Linked DNA regions of Homo sapiens: all the other regions are linked to region 3. A link is an interaction called in ENCODE POLR2A ChIA-PET data of the cell type or tissue named here. Cell type or tissue: HepG2. All regions are shown on one strand.

Region 1 (2,500 bases), 76 kb before region 3:
AATTCTGTTTGAAAGTTTAAATACATGAATGTGCTGTTCCTAGGCATGAGAGTCTCATAAGCAACTGAGATAGATTGTTACTAGTGTAAAACCAAATATTCATAAATATTTTTAATAGATGTATGCTCCTGTTAGTCAGGGTCAAGATTAGGCTAGGAATTAAATAACATCTTACATATATGTAGTGGTCTACTTAGGTTTCATTATTTCTCCAGGAAGACAGATGGAATTTTTAGAGGCAGATTATATCCTTTATAGTTGTTAAAATAAAAATATTATCATCAATCTGTTTTTATTTGTATGTGGTTGAAAGAGTCGAGCTCGTTCCTACAGCTACCACTAGTGCTTCTGCTACCACTCTCAGCTGGATTTGTCTTAAATATTGAATATACATGGAGTTAAAGAGTAAACTGAATTTAAAAGCTTAGTGGAAAACTTAGGAAGTTTCACACAGCAAATTAGGGACAGAGCTGGTACTAGAACTAATGTCTCCTTATTCCTAGTCCAGTGTTTTGATTTGTATACCACATTATCTATTAATTCTTCTTTTAAAATATTGTAATTAATCATTTTTCCTTTTGCCTTTATAACAAAGATTGGCCCTCTGACAAAGATTTAAAACATTTTTACTTCTGTAACATTTTTACCTGATTATAAAATTAAAATCAAGTAGATTTTTAAAAAATTTTTATTTCTAGAACACTAGAAATCATTAATCAGCTTTGAATAAATAAGATGGTGATAAGGTAAAATGTTTACTAGTGATTTTCATTACTGAAATTTTATGAGCCTTTAGCATTATTAATACATTGAAATCCTTAAAGGCTGAAATTATTTCTTCAGCTCCGTATCTTTTTGGTGGTTCATGAGGAAGTAAATGTTGTTATTAGAATAAATTTTAAAATAAGTTAAAGATTTGCTAAGAGCTTTCTGTGAATTAATGCTAAGACAAATAGCTGTAGCCAGCTCTGGCTGAGTAAAAACAGAATCCTTTACTTTCAGTTAATGGTTAACTTTGAATGATTTCTTAAACAAAAATAGCTTATAGCTGGGCATGGTGACACAAGCCTGTACTCCCAGCTACTCAGAAGACTGAGGTGGGAGAATCACTTGAGCCCAGGAGTTTGAGGCTAGCCTGGACAACTGGACAACACAGCAAGTCTGTCTTTTTTTTTTTTTTTTTTTTTTTTTTTCATACGGAGTCTCACTCTGTTGCCAGGTTGGAGTGCAGTGGTGCAATCTTGGCTCACTGCAACCTCTGCCTCCCAGGTTCAAGTGATTCTTCTGCCTCAGCCTCCTGAGTAGCTGGGACTACAGGCAAGCGCCACAATGCCCAGCTAATTTTTGTATTTTTAGTAGAGACGGGGTTTCACCATGTTGGCCATGATGGTCTCGATCTCTTAACCCCGTGATCCGCCCACCTCAGCCTCCCAAAGTGCTGGTGTTACAGGCATGAGCCACCGCACCTGGCTGAGACTGTCATTTAAAAAAAAAAAAAATGTAAAAGGTTACAGAAAAAATTAAACTAGAAATGGGAGAAAAGATATAGCATATATGACAAAAAGATGATGCTAATACATAAAGAGTTTTTACAAATTAAAAATAAACCAGAGTAGTTCCATTCCAAAAATGGAGAAAGACAATAAATAGACAGTTCAAGAAATAACACATATAAATGTCAGTTAAGTATATAAAAATCTTTAGGCCATGCGTGGTGGCTCACGCCTGTAATCCCAACACTCTTGAGAGGCCAAGGCAGGCAAATTGCTTGAGTCCAGGAGTTCCAGACCAGCCTGGGCAACATAGCAAAACCCCGTCTCTACTAAAAATACAAAAAATTAACCAGGCGTGGTGGCATGTGCCTGTAGTCCCCGCTACTCGAGAGCCTAAGGTAGGAGAATCACCTGAGCCCAGGGGGCAGAGGTTGCAGTGAGGCAAGATGGCAGGCACCACTGCACTCCAGCATGGGTGACAGAGTGAGACCCTGTCTCAAAAAAAAAAAAAAAAATCTTTAGCCTCAGTATTCGAACGCAAACTGAAATAATTAGGTAGTATTTTTTGCCCATTAATTTTTTTCTTTTTTTGCTGGTAATACCCATAAATGGTAAAAATACATTTTCCCACATTATTGATGGGTATATAAATTAGTGCAAACTACAAACTCTGCAGCTTGGAATTCTCTCCCCAAAGCCACAAAATTCTTCTTGGAATGTATCCTGAGGAACCAGTAAAGGATATTTGCAGTGTGGTACAGGCAATCCTCACTATATAGCAGCTCTTATGTTGGATTAAATAATGAGCTGATAAATTGAGATAGAAACAGATTTACTCCTTGACTTTGCACTTCTGAGGATGAGCTATTTTTTCTTAACCTCCAGTGCAGCAATTTGGGTTTTCCTTTCCTCCTTTACTGACTAGAATAATTCCCTTGCCAGTAGTTCTAAGTTTACCCAAATTATTGAACTAAAAAAAAGTATTTCTTAGTTGGCATGTTCTGGAT
Region 2 (2,500 bases), 80 kb before region 3:
ACAACATCAGTTAATGTGTGCTCCAGGAATACAAACTGATATGAAAAATGACTTATGGTAGATGTAGTTAAGACAGTCAATATATTTTAACATTAGAAAATACAGTCAGTCCTTCATATCCATGGGTTTTACATCCATGGATTCAACCAACCTCAGACTGAAAATATTAGGGGAAAAAAATACATCTGTACTACACATGAACAAACTTCTCTTTCTTGTCATTATTCCCTGAACAACACAGGATAACAACTACTTACATAGCACTTACATTATATTAGATATTATAAGTAATCTAGAAATGACTTAAAGTATATGGGAGGATACACATAGGTTATTTGCAAATACTACACTATTTTATATGAGAGACTTGAGCATTCGCAGATTTCGGTATCCACGGGAGGTCCTGGAACCAATCCCCTATGGATACCAAGGGACTGCTATGTATTACAAAGCCACATGCTTTGGAATTACTTCAGTGTTCCTTCTATTTTCATTAACACTGATATCTAGTTTAATATGAAAAGGAACTTGAAATCTTGAAAATTAGAACATCGTTATTTTTTTCTACTTGCAATGGAAAATCTATTTTGCTTTTTTGCTTCTAGGAAAATATTCTGATTATGATATGTGATATGTTGGCTACTCAAAGTCAGAACTTTTCAAAGTAATCAGTAAATTGAATCAACAGAAAAATATTCATTAACTCGGGGATGCATTAATAAAGTTTTTAAATTCAAAATGTATAGAAAAATCAAGCTTAGTAATACTTTAATATTATTCTACCAATGTATTTTTTTTAATTAAGACTTCTGTATGCAGCAGGGCATGGTGGCACACCTGTAGTCCCAGCTACTAGGGAGGCTGAGGCAGGAGGATTACTTGAGCCCAGGAATTCAAGCCTGGGCAACATAGTGAGTCCTCATCTCCTAAATTTAAAAAACAAACAACAAAAACTTCTACGTGTGGTAAAGGGTTAACTCAGCAAGCTTGGGTTGCTTAAACCTTGCACATTCCAAAGAAAGGTCTGACCCCAGTGCTGACCTTTGACTGGCTACTGGGAAATGAGCTCTGAGCCCCTGGATAGGAATGTTTCTGTTTGCCTGAGGCCTTTGACCATGCCAGATAGTTTATGCTAACAATGTGATTTATAGTGAATACCTGTTTTCCTGTGTCTAAGACCCTGGGCTGCACTGTATTAATTTGACCTTGGGTATTTGGGGAGCTGAGACTGAGTAGCTGAAGTGAGTCACATAAGCACTAAATGCTTACCTGACTGACCCCCAGTAAAACTCTGGACATCCAGACTTGGATGAGCTTCCTTGGGTGGCAACACTTTTACGTATTGTCACACACCATTGCTGGGGGGATTAAGCACTGTCTGTAAAACTCCACTGTGAAATGACAACTGGAAACTTGCACGTGGTCTCTCCTGATTCTGCTCTATTCACCTTTTCCCTTTGCTGATTTTAATCTCCATTCTTTTGTTGTAATAAACCATAATGGTGAATAAAACAGCTTGTCTGAGTTCTGTGAATCCTTCTAGTAAATCGTTGAACCTGAGAGTGGTCTTGGGGACCCCTGACACAATGTGCCTAGAGTTTAATGGTTCTGATAAGTTTACATTTTCGTGTTATCTTTAACTTGTATTTATTGACTCCTCCTTTGTGTCAAGCCCTTGCCCTAGCTGCTGCCTCTGTTTAGAGCATCCTTTTCCCAGATATCCCAGATATGGCTTGTCCTTTACTTTCTCACCTTTCAGTGAGGCTCTCCCAGACTACACTATTACTTGTGTTTGTTTTGTTTTGTTTTGTTTTTAAAACTACCCTATTTTAAATTGCCATCTCTGCTTTCCTTCCTAGCATTCCGTCCCCTCTTTACCCTGCAGTACTTGTTTTTTTTTCCTTTCCATGTACCCTATTTCCTTATTTGTGAGGTTTGTTGTTTATTTTTCTCCCCTCACTAAAATGCAAGCTCCATGAAGACTGTTCACTCTTCTTGTCACTCTTCTTGCCACCACATGTTCAGTTCAGTCTTCTTCCTACTATTAGAGAACACCCTTGCCCCTTTTCTTAGGAAGAGTGGCTTAAAGTCCCATCTATTCATAGCATCGAACTCAAAGTCCAGGGTTTCCCAGTGATGCACAGGATTTTTGGGTTTTTTAAAAAATCCTCTTTAATTTAATTTAAAAATCTGCAAAACATTGTGGGTTTAAAAAAAAAATCAAAACTAAATACAAAGTTTAATGAGAAGTCTCATTCCTATATTCCTGTTTCGTTTACCCAGTTCCTATTCACTTCCTATATATAATCTTTTTTTTTTTTTAATTTTTTTGGAGACAGAGTCTTGCTCTGTCACCCAGGCGGGGAGTGTGGTGGCACCATCAAGGGGCTCACTGCAGCCTCGAACTCCTGGGCTTAAGTGATCCTCCTACCTCAGCCTCCTGAGTAGCTGGGACCACAAGCATGTACCACCGTGCCCAACTAATTTTTGTATTTTTTGT
Region 3 (2,500 bases):
TTTTTACTAGAGACGGGGTTTCACCGCGTTAGCCAGCATGGTCTCGATCTCTTGACCTCGTGATCTGCCCGCCTCAGCCTCCCAAAGTGCTGGGATTACAGGTGTGAGCCACCGTGCCTGGCCAAAAAAATAATTTTTTTAAAAGGACTCCAGGCAATGATAGACTGGATTAAGAAAATGTGGCACACATACACCATGGAATACTATGCAGCCATAAAAAATGATGAGTTCATGTCCTTTGTAGGGACATGGATGAAGGTGGAAATAATCATTCTCAGTAAACTATCGCAAGAACAAAAAACCAAACACCGCATATTCTCACTCATAGGTGGGAATTGAACAATGAGAAAACATGGACACAGGAAGGGGAACATCACACTCTGGGGACTGTTGTGGGGTGGGGGGAGGGGGGGAGGGATAGCATTGGGAGATATACCTAATGCTAGATGATGAGTTAGTGGGTGCAGCGCACCAGCATGGCACATGTATACATATGTAACTAACCTGCACATTGTGCACATGTACCCTAAAAGTATAAAAAAAAAAAAAACAAGGACTCCAGGCATGGTGGCTCACACCTGTAATCCCAGCACTTTGGCAAGCTGAGGCAGGTGGGTCACTTGAGGTCAGGAGTTCAAGACCAGCTTGGGCAACATGGCCAAACCTTGTCTCTACAAAAATACAAAAATTAGCTGGGTGTGGTGGTGCACGCTTGTAGTCCCAGCTAGTCAGGAGGCTGAGGCTGGAGAATCGCTTGAGCCTGGGAAAGTGGAGGTTGCAGTGAGCTGAGATCGTGCCACTGCACTCCAGCCTGGGTGACAGGGTGAGACCTTGTCTCAAAAAAAAAAAAAAAAAAAAAGCAAAACGCAAAAAGCAGTGGTGACCATAGGTCATGAGCAACGTCAGCGGACTTTTGGAAGACATATACCTCAGGGAAGGCCATTACATGTTCTTCAGGCAAAAGGTGGTTAACTAACACTCAAAGTCTCATTGTGACCCTCCCTTCTGCTCCCTGCCCCAGCATTAGTAGCTGGGACCTCTCCACAGAAGCACAGATCCAAAGGCCACAGGGCCCCTCCCTGAGCACAGACACTATGTCAGCCCAGCAGTCCACTCCTCCACCATAGGTCTGAGTTCAGCTCCACAAGGTCCCTCTTCCAATCTCCCACCTTTCAACAATTCTAGCCACGTCTCTTTGTTCCTGCTTTGCACTTTGCTCCACATGAGGTGGGATCAATAAACTACCATCACTCAAAACTGGTTCGGATGTTGAAACTGATGACACTGCAGACACCAAGAGGTTATGAAAAAGTTTACTACTCACATGAGGCCTTCTAGGGAAAGCAAAGCGGGCACCCACGCCAGTCTGTTGGGCTTCAGTGAAAGGACGAACAAGTGGCTCTGGTTTTTGTTGTGGTTATGAGAGCTCAGTGCATTTGACAGTCAGGGTTTGCACAGTTTGAACTTCCCCTCTGACGCAAAGAGGAAGTGGCTGGGCTTTCTTATCAGCTTGTCCAGATCCAGGCAAACTGAGGGGGAGAGCTTGAATGCTATTAGCAGACAAACGTCAAACATGGGGAGACTCTATTCTAGCTCCCCCAGTCCTGGGGTGGCAGCTGCTTAGCAGTTGCTACCTCCAAGACACCTTGGCATTTTCTTCTTGCCTTTTTAGCTACTTAAATATAGTACACTTCTTTATAAGGTCTTTGCTAAAATAACTGGTGTGGTTTCTGGCAACTAAAACCTGGCTGATATAAAATCTCCTTGCTGTTCTTAGCAGGGTTAACATTAACTTTAAAAGGTGTGGTAGCTGGCATACAAGTATTTACTCTCCTTTTCCTCATCTAATAAAGTAGAATGAAAAACATCTCCATCTTCTGGATCCCATTTCTTCATTAAAATTATGAGTTTACAGCTTCTGGCTTCACTTGTTATTTATTAAGCAAAATTAAGGAGATTTAGGCAAGGAGGAGCTTATAATTTCCTATAAAGTGCATGTCTTGGTGACTGTGCGTCAGTATATAGAGAACATCCTCATTTTTAAAAAAACTGTGGCCTGGTATTTCATCATAGATGTACTAGAGTTACTTAAGCGTTCGTTTACTAATAGCCATTTGTATTGCTCCTGTTACCAGAAAGCGGTCGTGATCCAGTCCCCAAGAGAGAGTTCTTGGACCTTGCTCAAGAAAAGAATTCGGGCGAGTCCACAAAGTGAAAGTAGTTAATATTAAGAAAGTAAAGAAATACAGAATGGCTACTCCATAGGAAGAGTAGCCCCAAGGGCTGCTGGTTGCCTATTTTTATGGTTATTTATTGATTATATGCTAAACAAGGGGTAGATTATTCATAAGTTTCCCGGGAAAGGTGTGAGCAATTACCAGAACTGAGGGTTCCTCTCCTTTTTAGACCATATAGTGTTACTTCCTGATGTTGCCATGGCATTTTTTTTTTTTTTTTTTGAGACAGAGTCTTGCTCTGTCACCCAGGCTGGAGTGCAGTG

Evidence for each region. Peaks named below come from ENCODE experiments on the same cell type or tissue, not always from the same donor. Only the 100,000 strongest peaks of a DNase experiment are listed, where the experiment ranks them.
Region 1: POLR2A ChIA-PET joins it to region 3 with 23 read pairs; 4 of 35 experiments call an interaction of 5 or more read pairs at or near these places.
Region 2: POLR2A ChIA-PET joins it to region 3 with 16 read pairs; 4 of 35 experiments call an interaction of 5 or more read pairs at or near these places.

The regions. Positions count from the first base shown.
Region 1 is chr3:44,362,755-44,365,254 of GRCh38, forward strand. All of the region lies in intron 4 of TCAIM (T cell activation inhibitor, mitochondrial), which reads left to right. Among named protein-coding and RNA genes, the nearest start is that of TCAIM, 25 kb to the left of the region's middle. In HepG2, no CTCF peak of the experiment used is centred here; a DNase peak (open chromatin) is centred at 1,057; H3K4me3 peaks cover 394 bases.
Region 2 is chr3:44,358,289-44,360,788 of GRCh38, forward strand. All of the region lies in intron 3 of TCAIM (T cell activation inhibitor, mitochondrial), which reads left to right. Among named protein-coding and RNA genes, the nearest start is that of TCAIM, 21 kb to the left of the region's middle. In HepG2, no CTCF peak of the experiment used is centred here; a DNase peak (open chromatin) is centred at 1,073; H3K4me3 peaks cover 213 bases.
Region 3 is chr3:44,438,473-44,440,972 of GRCh38, forward strand. It overlaps ZNF445 (zinc finger protein 445), which reads right to left. Exons shown (of 8, transcript NM_181489.6): 8 at 1-2,500. It also overlaps the pseudogene C3orf86P. Among named protein-coding and RNA genes, the nearest start is that of LINC01988, 12 kb to the left of the region's middle. In HepG2, no CTCF peak of the experiment used is centred here; a DNase peak (open chromatin) is centred at 1,289; H3K4me3 peaks cover 1,536 bases.